Linked DNA regions of Homo sapiens: region 1 is linked to region 2. The links are chromatin loops, found by intact Hi-C in ENCODE. Cell type or tissue: gastrocnemius medialis. All regions are shown on one strand. Links, peaks and the distances in the headings refer to the core of each region. The heading gives the core; the rest is flanking DNA.

Evidence for each region. A loop is a pair of places that touch in the nucleus more often than their neighbours do. Peaks named below come from ENCODE experiments on the same cell type or tissue, not always from the same donor. Only the 100,000 strongest peaks of a DNase experiment are listed, where the experiment ranks them.
Region 1: a loop joins it to region 2, with 7 times the contacts of the local background. A loop is called at or near these places in 1 of 110 quality-filtered maps.

Annotation. Positions count from the first base shown.
Region 1 is chr3:186,911,494-186,921,397 of GRCh38, forward strand. No RefSeq gene overlaps it. Among named protein-coding and RNA genes, the nearest start is that of ST6GAL1, 14 kb to the right of the region's middle. In gastrocnemius medialis, for the core only: no CTCF peak of the experiment used is centred there; DNase peaks (open chromatin) are centred at 4,728 and 5,188; H3K27ac peaks cover 3,712 bases.
Region 2 is chr3:186,973,377-186,983,793 of GRCh38, forward strand. The region is part of intron 2 of ST6GAL1 (ST6 beta-galactoside alpha-2,6-sialyltransferase 1); the gene reads left to right. LOC124906314 (a long non-coding RNA gene) reads right to left here. Exons shown (of 3, transcript XR_007096208.1): 3 at 9,921-10,417. Among named protein-coding and RNA genes, the nearest start is that of ST6GAL1, 48 kb to the left of the region's middle. RefSeq lists an enhancer at 2,123-3,004. In gastrocnemius medialis, for the core only: a CTCF peak has its summit at 4,313; DNase peaks (open chromatin) are centred at 1,565 and 4,155; H3K4me3 peaks cover 1,063 bases; H3K27ac peaks cover 4,398 bases.

The DNA.
Region 1 (9,904 bases), core at 645-8,644, 62 kb before region 2:
GCAGCAGAAATACTTGAGCCTGGGAGGTGGAGGTGGCAGTGAGCCGAGAATGCACCACTACACTCCAGCCTGGGCGACAGAGCAAGACTCCGTCTCAAAAAAAGAAAAAAAAAAGTGAAAAAAGGATTGCTGAGATTCAGGTAATGTTTCTTTACCATGAGAGATATTGGGATATTGGCTACTCTTTTAAACCCTTTAAGCAGGGCCCCACCCTGGGTCCAGCAGGCTATATATTAACCTACACAGGCAGTTTGATTGGCTTCACACAGTTAATTTAAAGAAATAGAAACTAGGCTGAGCGTGGTGGCTCATGCCTGTAATCCCAGCACTTTGGGAGGCTGAGGTGGGTGTATCACGAAGTCAGGAGATCGAGACCATCCTGGCTAACACGGTGAAACCCCGTCTCTACTAAAAATACAAAAAATTAGCCGTCTAATTTAGTCTCGCTCTGTTGCCCAGGCTGGAGTGCAGTGGTGCGATCTCGGCTCAGTGCAAGCTCTGCCTTCCGGGTTCACGCCATTCTCCTGCCTCAGCCTCCTGAGTAGCTGGGACTACAGGCGCCCGCCACCACGCCTGGCTAATTTTTTGTATTTTTAGTAGAGACGGGGTTTCACGGTGTTAGCCAGGATGGTCTCGATCTCCTGACCTCGTGATCCACCCGCGTCGGCCTCCCAAAGTGCTGGGATTACAGGCGTGAGCCACCAAACCCGGCCACATTGCACTGCTCTTTAGAGAAAAATCTGATTTTTTAAAAAACCCTGAGAGGTGACTGGATTTTTCTTTCTGAATATTTAAAGAATTTTTTTTTTTGCCTTCAACTTTAACAGGCATACGCCTAAATATCTTTTTTCAACCAATATTGTTGGAAAACAATGCATCTTCTTGAGTGAAAAACAGAATCACTTTGGAGAGATTTTCCTGTATTACATTTCTAGATAATTTCCCTAGTTAATTGTTGTAACTCTTATTTCCAGGACAGTAGTAGTTGTTATGTTAGGTGGTTTTTATCATCTATTCTTTACATGTCTTAAATTCCTTATCCTTTCTTTCTATTTTCATTATGATTATACCAAGCCTTCCTTCCACAAAAATAATTTGATGCTCGGTTGGTTCTATTGTGTTACTTGGTTATTTTTCTAGGTTATTTGTTAGATGTAAATTGGGATTTTGCTACACAACTTGTTTCTTTAGTACTTTAATCTCCCTTTTAATCTTATGCTGTTATTTTATCCTTTTGTCTTTGTGTTCTTATTTTGTTAAAATCGTATACTTTATTAGAATGTGATATATGTCTGAAGAGTGATAAATTCACAATGAGTATTGCACTGTTCCTTGGCTTGGGCTACGTTTTCTTCCAGATTGGATTACTTTTCTCTATATCGAATGCTTTCATAGCTTCTGCCCTGTTTCTTTTTGTTATCTAGCCCGTGATTGACACAGACGGTTTGGTAATCTCGTTCCATTATTTGGTTATATGTGGGTGACTTCTCCTTGAAGCCCTTCTATCATGTGTAAAACCCAGTAGTCGCCGGGCGCGGTGGCTCACGCCTGTAATCCCAGCACTTTGGGAGGCCGAGGCGGGCGGATCACGAGGTCAGGAGATCGAGACCATCCTGGCTAAAACGGTGAAACCCCGTCTCTACTAAAAACACACAAAAAAAATTAGCCGGGCGTAGTGGCGCGCGCCTGTAGTCCCAGCTACTTGGGAGGCTGAGGCAGGAGAATGGCGTGAACCCGGGAGGCGGAGCTTGCAGTGAGCCGAGATCCCGCCACTGCACTCCAGCCTGGGCGACAGAGCGAGACTCCGTCTCAAAAAAAAAAAACAAAAAAAAACCCAGTAGTCTTTCCATCAGGACTACAGGGGCTGCTTGCTGTCTACATTTCCGTAATTTGAGGGCATAGGGAAGGCATGGAGCTGCGCACAGCCCTTGCTAGAGGACCTGGGCATGACACTTTCTGAGATCTCATTAAGATGTCCAATTTTGTACCCCGCTCCTGTGTGCCTTCCCTAAGCCAGCACATGCTCTGGAAGCTGTCAGGCCCTGGCTGTTCTGCAATTTCTATGGTGGTATGTAGTGGCTTCTGCTTCTAAGCATTTTGTCTTGACTTTTCTTCAAGCTTCCTTTTCATCCTCTCAGTCAGATTCTCTGCAGATTGAAACAGGGAGAGCGATTCCTAAAAATTATTAGAAATATTGCCATTGTATCTACTTCCCTTCACACTACTTCTAGAAAAGGTAAGTATGAAATTATGATCCCTGTGTCACCACACCAGAACTTTATATTTCTTCCTCTGACAACTTCTTTTTGACAGCTAAGGCATAAGCTTGAATCTCTTTCCTTGCTGCTGGTAGATTTTTTGCAATGTCATTTTGGAAGGATATTTTCAACGAATATAGAATTCTAGATTGCCAGGTGTTCTTTCCTTCTCTCCCTGCAAACACTTTAAAGATGGTCCACTATCTTCTGGTCTCCATATTTTCTCTTTTCTTTTCTCTTTCTTTCTTTCCCTTTCTTTCTTTCTTTCTCTTTCTTTCTTTCTTTCTTTCTTTCTTTCTTTCTTTCTTTCTCTTTTCTTTCTTCTTTCTTTCTCTCTTCTTTCTTTTCTCTCTCTCTTTCTCTCTCTCTCCCTCCTCCTCTATCTTTCTTTCTTTTTTTTTTTTTTCAGAGTCTCTCTCTGTTGCTCAAGCTGGAGCGCAGTGGTGCAATCTCGGCTCACTGCAACCTCCGCCTCCTGGGTTCAAGCAATTTTCCTGCCTCAGCCTATCGAGTAGCTGGGACTACAGCTGCGTGCCACCATGCCTGGCTAATTTTTGTATTTTTAGTAGAGATGAAGTTTCACTATGTTGGCCAGGCTGGTCTCAAACTCCTGTCCTCAGGTAATCCACCTGCCTCGGCTTCGCAGAGTGCTGGGATTACAGGCGTGAGCCACTGTGCCTAGCCCTCCATATTTTCTCATGAGGATTCAGAAGTGATTCAAATGACTCCTCCACTATGTGAGGTATCATTTTTTTCTCTGGTTGCTTTCAAAATTCTCTCTTTAGTTTTCAACAGTTTGACTATGATAGGCCTATATGTGTCTTTATTTACATGTATGCTGCCTGGGGTTCACTGAACTTTAATTTATAAATGTATGTCTTTCAACACATTGGGGAACATTTAAGCCATTTGTTCTTCAAAATTTTTTTTCTGGTCTCATTCTCTCTTCTACTTCTGGAATTCAATTACCTGTATGCAGGTATTTTTATATTGTACTACAGGTCCCTGAGACCCTGTTCAATGTTTTCAACTTTTTTTGTCATCAGATTGGACAATTTCTATGGCTATAAAATTCTCTCTCTCTTTTTTTAAATCAAGTCCATCCAGTGAATTTTTAATTTAAAATATTGCATTTGTCAGTTTTAAGTTTCCATTGGTTCTTTTTTACATAGTTTCTATTTCTTGTTTGAGATTTCCTGCCTTTCATTCATTAAAGTATACTTTCCTTTACTTTGCTGAGATGAGTTGTAATACCTGCTTGAGAGTTCTTATCTGCTGCTTGGGGTTGGCCCAAGTTGATTGTTTTTTCTCTTAATCCTGGATCATATTCTCTGGCTCTGTGCTGTTTTTTCTCTTAACTTTGGATCATATTTTCTGGCTCTGTGCATGGTATGTGATTTTCGAGTATATTTAGGCATTATAAATTTGATGTTCTGGAGATTCTACGTCCTATTATGTTCTTCTGAGAATGCTGGTGTTTTGTTTTAGCAAGCACTTAACTTAGCTGAGCTCAAACTGCAAAACTCTATCTCTTGGGTCATTTTCACTACCATTAGGTAGGCTGATTTGAGCATGCCTTATGTGAGTGTGGTTCAGGAATCTGCCCAAATCTTGATCAGAGTTTATACACAGGATCCAGGTCTTTCTTACTCTGGCTCATTTCTTTCTAGTATCCTCCCACCTCCTGCTTTCTAGCATGCTGTATTAGAGTTTTAGCTATCCCACATAGTACCAACCTCAGCCTGTGCTCAGGCTACAAAACTATAAAAATAGGAAACTCACCCCTTGCCATTTCACTTATCCAAGTTTTGACTCCCCCCGGATTCTGTCTGCTTCTGTTTACTCTTTAGTGCCTTCAGGCTTTTTGTTTTTGTTTGTTTCTTTGTTTATTTCATCCAAAGTTTATATGTATTATCTGTAGGAAACCAGGATCTGGTAGATGCTTATTTGTCCATACCAAAAGCGGAAATTGATGGTACTTTTTTTCTGTTGCTTTTACTTTTGCTGTTCATTGTGTTAAATGTTGGGAGGAGAGAGATTATGTCATCTAGAGTCATTTTGCCATCTTTATCCAGAAGTTTTCTTGTGCAAGTGGTTTCTTCTTCTAGAGCCTCAGCTTTATAATCTATAAAATAAGCAAAAGAGTTTTTTGTGGAGTGTGTTTAAAGGTTTAGATAAGATAGTGCGGGTAAAACTTTTTAGCCCAGAGCTTGGCAGTTAATAAGATTATTACCGTTATCTTCAGTGTCAGTATCTCATCCCTAACATGGTGCCGAGTATGTAGCAAGAGATAAATAATGATTGTTGGATAAATGAATTAGATACATGAAAATAGAGAAGGAAGAGAATGGATACAAGCAATGGTGAAACTAACTACAGGAAACTGAGAAGCTGCTTCAAGGGTGGCATTTCCCCATTGGAGCTGGGCATGTAACAGACACACAGGCCTGTGGCCAGGTAGCTCTTCCCTCTGGCCAGGCTCTGTTACACAACGTGTTCTCTTTAATTTGTGCGGTGATTCATGACACAAGCCGCAGCACGAGGACGATCCTGCAGAACTGGGGGAAGAGTCTCCACATCCCAGCTTTGTACACTTTCCAGAAGGCACAGAGGAATTTTGGGGGGATTCTGGAGCCTGCGTGGAACTCCCTTGTTTCCTGAGCATTGGAGGAAATGTCTGAAAGCTGCATTTGGGTGGGGCAGTAGCAGAGACAGAATGGATAGGTTTGGGGATGGAGGAGGTGTTCATTCTCCAAGCGTGACAAGCTCATAACTCCCTGACTTCAGGAAGGAACTATTACCCACACCAGAGGGCTGAAATGCCAACCCTCAGCAGGTGGTTGCATGCTCCAAAACCATAATGGTATTTACCAGGGTGAAGGGGTCCAGCATTTAGGCACTATCAGTGGCTGTGCTTCCATTCACAGCACCTGCCAGGGCTACTCCAAGAGAACAGTAAGTTGAGCAAGCTCCCTGAGCCTGGGAGTCTTCTTAGCTGGATAAAGATACAAAAAGACTTTCGAAAATATTAAGTAACATGTTTAAAATGGTAAATTTTATGTTACATATGCCTTACCACAATGACAAACAAACAAAATTGGTAAAATAATATATGCTCTTTGTAGACAATTTGAAAAATTAAGAAAGATTTAAAGAAGAAACAAAGTTACTTATATTCTTTCCTTCTAGTATTTTGGCATATGTATTTCCTTTCTTCTTTTACGTATCGGAATGGACTTTTTTTTTTACTTAATTGAAATTATACTGCCTATAATGTGGGATTTTTGGGGTAATTTAGTATTATAATCTCAGCATATTTGTCATTAAGTATTGTTTGAATATCTTTTAATGGATTCAAAGAAATTCATTTATGGATTCATCAAATTGTACTTAATGGTCCCAGTGGCTATTTAGGCAGTTTTTAATATTTCACTAATAAAATAACACTTTAATAAACATCTTTAAACATGAGTCTATGTGTAAAAGACCTTCTGAAATTAGAACATTTTTTCTTCTCTTCTTTCATCCTGCTTAGATCCTACATCTCCTTAAATGCCAGGCTCAGATCTGGCCTCTGCTAAAAAACCTACCCTGAGAATTTCAGCCTGCAAGAATCCCTTCCTTCTCTGACTCCAATTCATTCATTTTTTCCTCAAATATTATTTTACGGCATATCAAATATGTATATGTATATGTTTATCAAATATTAATTTCTTTTCTAAAGTGATTGGTTAGTACAATGATTATGGCTAAGCCTATCGAGTACTTACTCAATGATGGCCCCTTTTAAAGCACTTTACATGGATTACATCATTTCATTTTTACAATACTATCCATGCTTTACCTATAGGAAAACTGAAGCATAAGTAATTTATCAAAGATTGCTCAGCTGTTCGTTGGGTGAGCTGGGATTTAACACCACCCACTGTGGCTCTGAGTCCATTAACTGTATTAACATTTATGAATACTGCCTCAGCTGGACTATTCTAGGGAATAAAGTAGACAGAGCAAATACACTTCTGTCCTCTGGAATGAACTCACAGCCTGAGCTGCCCTGCTGAGTCTGGATCATAAAGGGTCTTGAGCCACTTCCTGATGACGGTCTGTGAGTACCTCTTATTCTTCCATTCTGTGTACTCCTGCAGGGCTGGGATATGGTCCCCTTCTGCCTTCCACCCCCATAAAGCATACACTTAGTGCACAAGGGCTACTCAGTAAGGCCCTCAAACTGACGGCTGGGAGGTAGCAGAAAGAGATGAGTGCCTGGAGACTAGGGTTTGCTTCTGTCAGTCTGGTGTCTGTTTCTTCATGAGGGAAATGAGATCGTCTTTGACATTCTGAGAGTGTAGTAAGATCTTCCAGTAATACCTTAGGTTTTTCTCACATGGTAAAGAGGAAACACTAACATAAGACCCTCCTGTGGCCCTGAGATCTTTGATCTGGTCCATGGCCTGTAATTTCTGGGTTAAACATGAGAAAGCTGTCTCCACACTGCTTCTTTTTCAGTATGCACAGATGTGAGTGGAAATCTTTTAGAGGCTAAAAAGCAGTGCTAACTTTCTCACTGCTACATATTTGTTTCATAAAGTAGGTAATCACAGTTACAATGATTTTTTTTTTTTTTTTTTTTTGAGACAGAGTCTCGCTCTGTTGCCCAGGCTGGAGTGCAGTGGTTCGATCTCAGCTCACTGTAATCTCCATCTCCCGGGTTCAAGCAATTCTCCTGCCTCAGCCTCCTGAGTAGCTGGGACTATAGATGCCTGCCACCACGCCCGGCTAATTTTTGTATATTTAGTAGAGATGGGGTTTCACCATGTTGGCCAGGCTGGTCTTGAACTCCTGACTTCAAGTGATCCGCCTGCCCCTGCCTCCCAAAGTTCTGGGATTACAGGCGTGAGCCACCGCGCCCAGGCAGGTGTTTTGTTTTGAATGAGATTAAAGGATGAAAGAGGAACAAAAAAGAAAGGAAGAAGAGGAGGAGGAGGCTTCCTATGCCAGGCCCTAGGCATCTGGGTTTTCTGCATTGGTCCTAGGGTTAAAAAAAGTTAATTGTTCACCTCCTTCTGATTGGTTTCACATCTAATAATTATAATACCTTTCTCCTTTTGTGTATGTAGTTGATATACAGCCTGCCACCGCACACACCAGCATTATTGCTGATCTTTGCTGTGATCCTTCGAGGAATGCAGTGCCTCCATTTCACAGATTCAGAGAAGCTAAGGGCCTTTTTAAAAGCTATCTGGCTGGTAAAAAGCAAGACAGGAAGCAAACTCCATTCTGCTTGGCCCCAAAGAACTCCTGAAGCATCACCACAGCACTGAGTTAGCTGTGGTCTCATTAGTTACCTAAGGAATGAACTGTCAGCAGCCGATGGAGAGGCACACTGCAGAGACATGGCCTTTTTGGAGTTTTTTTTTGTTTTTTTTTGTTTTTTTTTTGAGATGGAGTCTCACTCTGTCTCCCAGGCTGGAGTGCAGTGGTGCGATCTAGGCTCACTGCAACCTCTGCCTCCCGGGTTCAAGTGATTCTCCTGCCTCAGCCTCCTGAGTAGCTGGCATTACAGGTGCCCGCCACCACGCTCGGCTAATTTTTTTTGTATTTTTAGTAGAGACGGGGTTTCACCATGTTGGCCAGGTTGGTCTCGAACCCCTGACCTCATGATCTGCCCGCCTTGATCTCCCAAAATGCTGGGATAACAGACGTGAGTCACCGTGCCTGGCCCATTTTGGAGTTTTATTAAAGACCTTGGAGGGGATTAGAGATGGAAATGTCAACTAAGAAGAGCAAGCCTATTTCCTGGCCATGAATGGAGTTAGGAGAGACACTTCCTTCCCTCCCTACCTCTGTGGTCCTTGGCCAAAGTTTGGGGAATGGCTAGTGAGGAGGGAAGGTTCCAATCTGATTTAATTTACAACTCTAAATCTGATAAAGAAAATTTTGTCCTGATTTGTGGACTTATTTATGTAAAACAAAGTGTGTTTCCATGAAACACCTAATGCGTATTTATTTGAAACGGTATTAAAAACCAAATTCCAGGCCAGGCGCGGTGGCTCACGCTTGTAACCCCAGCACTTTGGGAGGCCGAGGCGGGTGGATCACCTGAGGTTGGGAGTTCGAGACCAGCCTGACCAACATGGAGAAACCCCGGCTCTACTAAAAATACAAAATTAGCCGGGCATGGTGGCGCATGCCTGTAATCCCAGCTACTCAGGAGGCTGAGGCAGGAGAATTGCTTCAACCCGGGAGGTGGAGTTTGTGGTGAGCTAAGATCACACCAAAGCACTCTAGCCTGGGCAACAAGAGGGAAACTCTGTCTCTAAATAAATAAATAAATAAATAAAAATAAAAAATAAAAAACAAAAACCAAATTCCATTTAGCTATATATCAAATACATGAGAAAACAAAAGGTACAGTCCCAGGAATTTCTGCATGTGTCTACAAGACTTCAGAGAAGGAAGAGATCAATGTGGATGCCAGGCTTCCAGGAGGAGCTTAGGATTGAACCAGACCTTAGAGGATGGCTTGAAGGCAGAGAGAGATGAAGGAGGCTTTTCAGAGCAATGAAGAAGCGAGTCCTAGTGGTAGAGACAGTGAGGAGACAGTCAGGTCATCCTCTCCTCACTTTGCCTCCAATGAAAAACAGATGAGCCTATTGGTTAAAGAGTGGCTTTGAAGTCATACACATCCTAGTTCAATTTCCAGCTTTGCAATTACAAGCCTTTGGCCAGTTATTCAAACTTCCTAAGCCTTAGTAATCTCATTTCCAAATGCGGTTAATGACGCACACCTCCCAGGATCTTTATGAGGATTAAATATCATAACCATTTCAGCTCCTGCTTCAGTAATTTGAGGAAGTCATTATTATCTCTTAGATCATTCTGGAATATCCAGATACAAATCTCAACCACGCTCTATTTCACCTCAGTAATCAATGGAAATTACAATTTCTTCTAGCTCATGAGATCTTTGAAGCAGTAAAACTACCTCAACCCTCTATGTCAAAACCACTGCGGTGAAGGAAATGTGTTATCATAAGTCCAGATTCACACAAAGCCATCTCAAATGAGTGTCTTCCTTCTTCTCCCCAGACTTCTGGCCATTCTCTATAATCTCCACTTATCACTTTACACATTTTTCTTGGCACTTTGAAAAGACAGGCTGAAAACCCAGGCTAATGATCCCTGAGCAGTATGAAAAGTCAGAAAATAATGAGCAGGTCCTGATTCCTCTCAGGGGCCTCATTATGAAGGACAAGCCACTGAAATTTCTGCTTTTTCTCAAGTCTTTTGTTCTTTATACATTTTTCTGGGCTACCCTCTGGCCCCTTATTAGCATTTACAACAGAATCAGAAGATTTGGGCTCTAGTCCAACTGCTGCCGCTTATTAGCTAGGTGATCTTTGGCAAGTTATTGTACTTTCTAGACCTCAGTTGATTTCTCAGTAAAATAAGGATCAATCAAAAAATGTATAGGAATGCACCTCGCAAGTCCTCTAAATGTGTAATGCATATTAAAGTGAGTAGATGAATCAAGCAGGTGTATTGTACCCCTTTCAGCTTAACCCAACCACCAGAGAAGTCCCAGATTCTGCAACAAAATACCTCTTCAATAGTCCACTCTGAATGTGGACTGAAGACCTCTGCAT
Region 2 (10,417 bases), core at 1,052-9,051:
CACATATACTGCAGGAAGAGGCAGGAGGAGGATGACACAGGGGACTGGACCTTGGAGGATAGCACATGATTGCACTGGCCCTCAGATTTTCAACCCCCTGCCTGTGCAGCAGTAACCTTGACTGCATTGTAGAGACTCCCATCCACTTCATCTCACCCTTGCCCATCAGGGGTGTCTGGGAAAGAGAGGTTTCTAGCCTGACAGATCTGAGTTCCAATTGCAATGCCTCAGTTGCCTCACCTGTAGACAGAGCAATAATAATAGCTGGTTTGTAGATTGTTGTGAGGGCAAAGTGGAGAAGTGTCTTAGGGAGTGTTGGCTCCCTCTCCTAACTCTTTGCCTCTCCTCCTCTCCTGGAGGCCCTCTTCATGAACACCCAGCTGTAGGGCAGTGCTGCACTGAAAGAAAACGGGACATGTGCCTTACCCAAGTTCAGTCAGCGAAGAGTGTCCATTCACTCATTCAGCATTCAATCGACTTTTTAAATGAACACCTACTGTGTGCTTGCCTCTGTGCTGGGCACTGTGAACACATGAGCCATGGCGCTTGACCTCCTGTAGCATGTGAGCTAAAGAGAGAGAGACAAATGCTAATTAAATAGTAACACAATCAAATGTGAAACCGTGAATTGTGGGGGTTGCTGTGGAGGAAGCTCTGTGGTGTTGCGTGAATGAACCACAGCCTGGGAAGCCAGTGGATAGATACTTCCTCGGGAAAGTGATTTCATCCTGGGGTTTGACTCTCTAGCTTTGGGCCACTGGAGAGGCCAGTGTGGAAGATTCAGTAGGATCAGTCCACTTTATGCTATATCCTGACTATAGGCTGACCAGGCGCCTGGCCACCCCAGGGCCCTCACCCCGCCTCCAACAGCCTAGACCGTTCCTTGAGATTACCCATATCCAACCATCCACAGGTGCTGCCGATACTGCAGGAACCGACTGAGCTTGGATCCCACACCTTACAGACCCGGAGCATCTTTTCTGTTGTTTATTTTTGGGTTAGCTCATAACTCACTTTATCACTCAGCCGAACAGTGAGCCACCATGGACCATGGTGGTTTTGATCATCATACAGATATTTAAAGACAACTTTATTGAGGTACAGTTTATATTCCATGAAATCAACCCATGTTAAGTATACAATTCAGTGATTTTTTTTAGTAAACTTACTGAGCTGTGCAGTTGTCACCACAATCCAGTTATAGAACATTTCCGTCATTAGTGGGGTCAGCTTTAGATGCAAAAGACAGGAGAATTATTTTTGTTTTTATGGGATTAGTTCTGTGCTCCCAGCAGGAAGATCTCATTAATTAATTAATTAATTCAATTAGTATTTACTGAGAGCCTGGTTGGGGGGGGGGCGCCCACAGCAGGGTTGGGTGCAAAGGGAAATAAATAAATAAACAAGTGGTGGGGGCTGCTTCACTGTGGCTGATGAGCTTCCACTGTCAAGTGTAGCCTAACTTGCCTGCTCAGGTGGGGTTCATGGCAGCTGCAGGGCAGGTTTCTGCTTTCTACCCTGTAACTCTTATTGGAAGGCAAGGCAAAGGCCTTCTTTTGCAATACCTGGTATTGCAGTGAATTATTGACTGAGCAGACAGAGAGACGTGTCCTCGCCAACATCTACAAATAGCTCTGGGCTTTGGCAGGCCTGGATGCAGGATCTTGGAAAAGAGGAGCGTGGGTCTGCTGTTTACAGTGCAAAGATTTGACAGGTGAAATTGGGGCGAGGGTGCGCTGAGGGAGGAAAGGAGTGCAGGCAACGTCAGGGCCGGTGGCCAGGGTGAATCCAGGGAAGCGGGTGCCTGTGTGCACGGTGGGTGTTGCTTGGAGGCTGGGGAGTGAGTGGGAGTATGGCCTTGTATACTAGACTGAGAGGCATTTGCACTTAATGGAGTAAACATGGAAGATGCAATTTCAGTGTCTGAGGAGGAGCTTAATGATTCAGAGCTGGACTTCAGGAGATTAATCTTTTGTGAGAAGATAAGCAAGGGATGGGTTGGGAGACTGTTGTGAGGGTCCTAGTATTAGATGATGTGGACTTGACTTGGACAGGGGCATTGAGGCAAGGAAAGAAGAAGTGCAGGGGAGAGAAAGTTCTGCCAGGTGATGGGGAGTGATTCTTCTCTGTCCCTGAGGTTCGTACCTGCCTGGCCATCTGCCTTTTGCTGTTCAACCAGTCTCCCTCTGCCTGTCCACAACTGAACTTCCCCACAGTGTGTTCTTCCATGGCCTCTTTGTACTCTCCCATCCACTTCTTCCCTCTTGTTCTACTTCTCTTGCCCAGGAGGAAGGAGAGGATCCAGCGAAAGAGATGGAGAGAAACAGAACACTGTACCCATGAAAGGCAGTGCCAGGGCAGGCAGTGGAGAGAGACTTCCAGAGAGGGTGGCTGGCTGTGCCAAACGCCACAGAAGTGAGTGAGGCTGGCACTGAAGGAGGTCTGGGGGACTCACGATTGGGACTAGGGTGAGACCTCCCTTACCTCATCCCAATCCTGGCCCTGGGAGGAACTGGGGACCTCGGAGAAAGCATTAGTTTACAACAAACTGGACCAAGTGTGGGACTGTTTCTTCTGAGGACAGCCTCCCAGCCTCCCATAGGAAACTGCCTGCAACTGCTCGGGACCCACTGGTCTCCTTCTTCCCCACCCCAAGACAGCCCCTCAGGGTCTCCACGGGCTCGCTAGAGTTCCTGCACACAGTTTCAAGACCACAGATCAAACTCACCTCCCTGCATCCTACCACAGAGAACTCTGAGACCCAGCAAAGTACCTGACTTGTCCAAGGTCATCCAGTGAGGTGTGACCTTGTGGGTCTTTCCTTTGCTTTCCTTTGATTTCTCATCTTCAGTTGGTTTACGCTCTCCTTTTATTCACCTCCCCCAACCTTCCCCTCCTCCGTAAGAATTGGAAACAGAGAGTTGATAGTTGAGGTCTGATTTATAGCTGAGGATTGAGGTCAAATTTGTAGCTGAAGATTGAAGTCCATTTACTGAGTGCCTACTTCTACCAAGCATTGTTTTAGAGGTGTTTACATACATCATTTTATTTCATTCTTTTTTTTTTTATTTGAGATAGCGTCTTGCTCTGTTGCCTAGGCTGGAATGCAGTGGCACTATCTCGGCTCACTGCAACCTCCATCTCCCGGGTTCAAGCGCTTCTCCTGCTTCAGCCTCCCAAGTAGCTGGAACTACAGGCATGTGCCCCCACACCCGGCTATTTTTTACATTTTTGGTAGAGACAGGGTTTCACCATGTTAGCCAGGCTGGCCTCAAACTCCTGACCTCAAGTGATCCACCTAGTTTGGCTTCCCAAAGTGCTGAGATTACAGGCATGAGCCACTGTGCCCGGCCTTAATTCTTATAAGACCCTTTCAAAGTAGGTGTCATTACCCTATTTTCCTGATGAAGAAATAGAGGCTCCTAGAGACTGAATGGCTTGCTTACCTTTGTATAGTTACTAACTGGTGCTGCTGGTTTATATTCTCTCCCCACGCATGTATTTCTTCAGTCACTCATATTTACCTAGTGCTTTAATGCCAGGCACTGTTTTAGGTGCTGATACCATATGAATAAAGGACACAAAAATCCTGCCAAGACCTTCTCCATTTGTGGCTTGCTTGCCAGAGGAGATCGGCTTGTTCTTTATAAAGTCTCCTGTGCTAGATGTCTCAGGGCTGGGTATAGCAGCTGCTGTGTTTATTGGCTATTGCTGAGATGAAATTCATGACCCGATTTGCTCCTCAGCCAGCAAGGCATGTGGACTTCTTTCTGTCTGCTTCCGGGGGTCTCTGAAGCCTTCTGCTGAAACTGCCCCTAGGCGAGATAGTTTATTCTGTAAGGAGTGTGACTGTGGCTCCCTCCCCCACGGCTTCTCCCCCATTTCTTTGCTTTTATCACCAGCGGTTTCCCTTAGCCACCACCGCTAGCAGAACCCTGATTTAGTTCCACGATTTAGCCCTGATAAAGGCGAGCTATTTTGGCTTCCTCTGCCCTAAGCCCCAGGGAGAATTTGGACTCAGTGTTTTCACTTGTCATTTTAGACTGTTGGCCAGAGTTTGCGGAAGAAGGCCTGTATTATTAATGCCCTTGCCGGGAACAGCTGCACCCTGCCAGGTTGTCATGTGAGACCTCTGAAAAGCTCAGAGCTACAAGGCCCACAGCTCTCCTGGGCCCACTGGGTCAGGTGGGAAATATGATCCTACAGAAACTGCAGGCAGCCAAGGAGGGCGGAAGGCAACTTGGAAGGAACTGATCAGTCTCACGCAGGAGACACAGCCGTCCTCTGAGCGCCTCAGGAGGGCTAATTCCATCCCGTGCCTCCAGGGGCCTGCTGTATTTGAAGATCTTTTAGCCTGAGGGATTTTATCACATCATATAAAAGACACATAAAATAAAAATGAAGATATTAATAATCAGTTTAATAATATTTAGAGAGCCATTATTCCTTGTAGTGGTCACTATCCTCATCACTTGAAATAGTTTTAATTTTCAGTACAAGCCTTTGAAGTGAATGGGACTTGTTATTGCCATTTAATAGATAAGAAAACAGTCTCGGCCGGGCGTGGTGGCTCATGCCTGTAATCCCAGCACTTTGGGAGGCCAAGGTGGGAGGATCACCTGAGGTCAGGAGTTCGAGACCAGCCTGGCCATGGTGAAACCCCATCTTTACTAAAAATACAAAAATTAGCCAGGCGTGGTGGCGCACACCTGTAATCCCAGCTACTTGGGAGGCTGAGGCTAGAGAATCGCTTGAACCCAGGAGGCAGAGGTTGCAGTGAGCTGAGATCATGCCACTGCACTCCAGCCTGGGTGACAGAGCGAGACTCCGTGTCAAAATAAAAATAAAAGAAAAAAGAAAAAACAGTCTCAGAGAGGTTAAGGGAATTACCCAAGGTTATGCCAGGTAGTAAAGGTAGAGGTGGAATTTGAACATAGTCTATCTAGCTGGAAGCTCCTGCCCCTTTCAGGATGCTGTGAGCCACTAGACACATCATATTTCTCTGACTCCTCCTCAGTTTATCTGTGCAGTTGGTTCCCACTCCTCTCTCTCCACGTTACTCTGTTAACAGCTTCTGGAGCCTGGTGTTCCAGGAGGGACTTGACCAGAGTTCACTATCTGCTGAGCCAGGGGTTAGCTGGGTGGATGGTGGGGCTGCAGGCCAGACCAGGAGCCAGAAAAGATGGTCTCTGGCACCCTTTCCTTTATTCACGGAAATGGCCCCTCTTCACCTCTTCGTGCTCCATCAAAGCTCCTTTTTAGTGCTGGGAGCACACCACGGAGTTTAGAGAAAACAATCTAATAATGTTATTTGCTTGCTTAGAAAACCTCCACCAGTCCCAGTTGCTTGCAGGATAAATTGGGACTAGAAATACCTCTGTCTGGAGCAGATGTCCTGTCGAAGACCATTTCTCATCACTGCAGCCCTTATACCCTGTCCCACCTCACAGCTTCTCCCCATCCCTGAACACAATGGGCCACTTTCATGACTGAGCCTTTGCACTGCTATTCTCTGTTGGGCATGCCTTGCTCTGCTTGGTGAACTCCTGTTCAAACTTCAAAACCCAGGATGAACTTTACCTTTTCTGACTTCTGACTTCCTCTAGTAGAGTTGGCACCACCTCCTCGGCCCTTAGTTTTTAATGCTTTACATGATTTTCCACCCACTAGTTTATGGTCTTTTCTCTAAGACCTCAGCAGCAGGAGCTGGGCCCTATTTATTTCTGTATCATCTGTATTTGGGGCATATTTGTGTGAACAAATGAATGAGGGCTCATTGTAAAACAAACTGTATATAAAGTGTGAGTCACAGGTGGCCCCACTTTAACTGAAATGTTAGGTTAGGTTGGGGGAATTCAGAGAAAGGAGAGGTGATACCCTGAGGCCTAGCGTTATTGATTAGTTGACCAGTGAGCTATGCACTCTGCCTGGAGCATTACTGCAAATGAGCCTAGGACCTATTGAGAGAAGGTCCCAGGGGTGAAGTAACAGTGGGAGGCCTTACAGTTGGGAAGTGAAGCTTAGGTCTTCCCTGTTCTCCAGGCCAGACTCAAACTCTGTGCCTGATCTGCTTCCCAAGAGAGGAACTCCTTGGGCAGACCTGGAGAAAAAGTGGGGATTTTGGATGGTCCCCAAAGGAGGGTAGGGGTAGAAGAGGAGTCGAAACAGAGACAGGAGGAAGTCCAAGACAAACTTTCCTTCCTTAATACATAGTGCTCGGGGGCATCCTTCTGGCTGTAGCATCTGCGTAATAGCTGCTCCTAAGAATGCAACGTGAGCTGAATTCAAACATGAATTTGGAGCCAGTACCTGAATATGTGGGTTGTTCTATGCCACCGGGCCCCCTGCCTGTTTAATTTCTCCTTCCCCTGCTGCCAAGGCTTCCGAGAAGTTGCTGTGTAGGTGCTTAATGCTTCGGAGATGGTCAGGTATGAGTTTAAATCCTGGTCTCGGGCACTTTAATTGCTAATTGTGTAGCACTGAGCAAAAATAATAGGGATGCAGCTTTTATAGCACCAATCAGGTCAGTGATGTTGGTGATACTGTTGAGAGCTTACTATGTGCCAGGCATTATGCTAAGTGGTTGATGACCATTATCTCATTTATTCCTCCGTATACCCTACAGGCAGATGCTGTCATCATTCTGAAATTCCAGATACGTAACTGAGGTTCAGAGAGGTTAAGTAAGTTGCCTGAAGCCATAAAACAAACGATGATGGAATCAGATCATGGATCCTGATATGTCACACCTTAACCATTGTGCCATTGGTCTACAATTTGCCTGATCCTAAGAATCACCTGAGACTCTTGTTAAAAGAGCAATTCCCAGGCCCTGTCTCAGATTCAGATTCAGCCCAGCTGGGGTGGAGCCTGGGGAGCAGTGGATGCAGCGGGCACCCTGGATGATACTAGGATCTGGCAAGTTTAAGAAACGCTATATTGTGCCTTCCTGCCTGTAAGTTGTGGCTCATGGTTGGCCCTCAAGAAATGTTAGCTGTTAGTATTATAATATAAATGAATTGAAAGGACAGCTTATTGTGAAAGAATATACGTCTTTAAAAAGCTTATTAGTCCTGACACTAGATTTTAAAGATAGAGGTCGGATGGGCGCGGTGGCTCACGCCTGTAATCCCAGGACTTTTGGAAGCCAAGGCAGGTGGATCACGAGATCAAGAGATCGAGACCATCCTGGCCAACATGGTGAAACCCATTCTCTACTAAAATTACAAAAAAAAAAAAAAAAAAAAAATTAGCCAGGCAAGGTGGCAAGTGCCTGTAGTCCCAGCTATTAGGGAGGCTGAGGCAGGAAAATCACTTGAACCTGGGAGGTGGAGGTTGCAGTGAGGATCACCCCACTGCACACCAGCCTGGGTGACAGAGACTCCATCTCAAAAAAAAAAAAAAAAAGATAGAAGTCAAGGGGAAATAGATTCTGGATCAATGAATCTATACTCTAATACTCTAAACTCAAAACTATCTGCAAGTGGGATGTGTGCCTTTATAGGTCCCTGTCACTAGTGGTCAAGCAATCAGTGCCATCACGTGTTGGGTGTGATGGCTGAGCTGTTCTTCAGGGACCCATTCCTCAGTCAGTGTCTGCTGTATACATGCAGCTGCAGAGGACATTTGTGCACTGAGGAGGGCTTTGGGTGTGTTAATATTCTAGAAGAGGTGGAGTAGAGCAGCTATGCAAAGCAAGGAAGAAGGCAGGAGGTGTTAAAAGAAAAACTTTAGAGAAAATAAATGTAGCAAAGTTCATCTGAGCAAAGAACCATGTGTGAATTGGACAGCACTCAGAACCAGAAGAGGTTCAGAGAGCTCTGCTGCCGCAGTGAGGACAGTGAGCTTTTGTAGGCTGAACGTGGAAAGAAGGCTAAGAAAATATATTTTATTAGAGTGGGAAGACCCTAGTTAGAGGTTAGTTGGTGGTTTCTGATTGGTGAAGCCTCTAGTTACATTTTACTGTTTACATTGATTTGGATTTTGGTTTGCTTATGTAGAAGCTCTGGTTATGGAGACAACCTCAGGCTAACGGCCTCCTTCTTATTTGCTTTAACAGAGGGATGGCAGAGGTAGAAGACAGCAGATATTTGAGGGCCATCACTACTGCCTTGTACCGTGGGTAACCTGCATGAAGTCTTCTCTGTAGCTTCAGAGCATCTAGATCCGCTGTCATGCCACCAATACACTAAGGCACTTCATTTTCCTCAGGGAGACTGATGATGTCTTGTTATCTCTTATTAGCATTCCAAGTCTTATCTTATTTTTGAATTCTCAAGGTCCATTTTTGGGCATATAAATTACTGAAGGCAGTCAGGAAATATTGTTCCATCAGAGCTGGGAGAAAGACTCAACCCTTATCCTGGTCCATTGACCTATTTCCAACCTCAGCTTTGATGACAAAACTCAGCAGAAGCTTTCTTACAGACTAAGAGCACTTTATAAAACACTGCTTAAAGCTGAAGGAAACCCTCTGAATGACCACCCTTGAATACCTCCTTTACTAAGACCCATGATTATCTGGGAGTTAGAATCCATAATAATAGCTGCCACTGTGCACAGTGATTGTGTGCTGGGTGCTTTACATCTATTTTCTCATTTAATTCTCCTAACAACTCTATGATAGCAGTCACGCTATGATACAGGTCACACTGGTATTGTTTCACAAATGAATAAACGGGCCTAGAAAATTCAACTAGATTTCCCTAGGTTAGCAGTGGAGTTGGACTTCAAACCTAGGTCTGTGTAGCTCACAAATGAACACTTATTATGCTTATACCATTTTGCCTCATTAGAATAATAGGAAGTCCTTCCTTTTTTGGTGAGGAAGAAATTTAGAGATTGGTTACCCTGACTGGTGATACAGAGCAAAGCTATGTACAAATTGCATCAAAGGGTGGCAGATCCCTACATTCCCATCTAACATCACATCATTCCTAACCTTTTTCCATGTGGATAAGCATGACCTTAGTCAAGTCATTTCTTAGTAAGATAGATTGTTGGTTGCTCGTGACTCTCAGTGAAGACCCAGTAATGCCAAGAATCATGGCAGACAGTTAGGGGGAATATGTATCTTCAACTATGGGGCAGTATGGCAAAGATATTGAGGGCCAGGAATTTGACTACTTTTGAGGAGCGATGACAACTGAGTACAGGAAGTGAGAGGAAGGGAGCATGTACCGTGTATCATTTAATCAACCTTGAGCTTGAGACCAAAGGGAACATACCCTAAGTTTAACTAGGATGGGTTTATCCAGATATAATGGCATCACATCGTAAATTGAAAAGTGTCTGTGTGTAATTCTCTCTGTCTTATTTCTTCGAGAAGGAGTTTCGCTCTTGTTGCCCAGGCTGCAGTGCAATGGTGTGATCTCGGCTCACTGCAATCTCCGCTACCCGGGTTCAAGTGTTTCTCCTGCTTCAGCCTCCCAAGTAGCTGGGATTACAGTCGCCCGCCACCATGCCCAGCTAATTTTTTTATTTTTAGTAGAGACGGGGTTTCACCATTTTGGCCAGGCTGGTCTTGAACTCCTGACCTCAGGTGATCCAGCCACCTCGTCCTCCCGAAGTGCTGGGATTACAGGCATGAGCCACCGCGCCCAGCCCCAATTCTCTCTTTTTAATAGTAATCTAATTACATTTATTTGGCTGCTTTGTTTTCTGTCTCAGGTACGCTAAGTTTGTCTCTCAAAACTCTTTGTGGGCAGGAATTGTAGTTTATATGGTAGTGATGGTTGTATTTTAATTTCACAGAGTGTCTAGCAGGTAATAATTAGCCAATAAAATGTTTCCATTCATTCACCAAATATTTACTGGATAGTTACCACGGTTTGGGCACTGGACATAAAGGTGCTAGGGATACAGTGATAATTATTACTTGGCAGTTGAAATGCTTACGGTTTTAAGGGAAGACAGACATGTAGGCACATTAAAATGACATTTTAATTTGATTAGAATATAATTGAGATTTAAGTAAAACTTATTGGGAACTCAGATGGGAAATAATGAGAAAACAAAGAGAGGGAGGCAGATTTAAGAAATATTCTGAGAGTAGAAAATAGAAGCTTGCGACCTATTCAGTTGGAATCAACACTGTTTATAGGATTGCTCTAGGGGCAGTGAGGCACTGGCGTGGACAGTGATCCAGGGGCACTCAGGGTGAGGGATGAGTTGAATATGAGGTGAGAAAAAAGGGAAGTTGAAGATACCAAGCTTAGCAAGGTAGTAAGAGGTGGAGAGAGGAAGGGAGGGGATTATAATGGTTATTATATAGGGAGTGCTTATTACTATGTGCAAGGTAATTAACACGAATTGCCTCATTTTTTCCTCATAATAAAAGAAGTAGGCACTTTTGGGGATACAGACACTGAGAGCAGTTGAGTAGCCTGTCCAAGATCAGACCTTTGAGGAGTGGAGG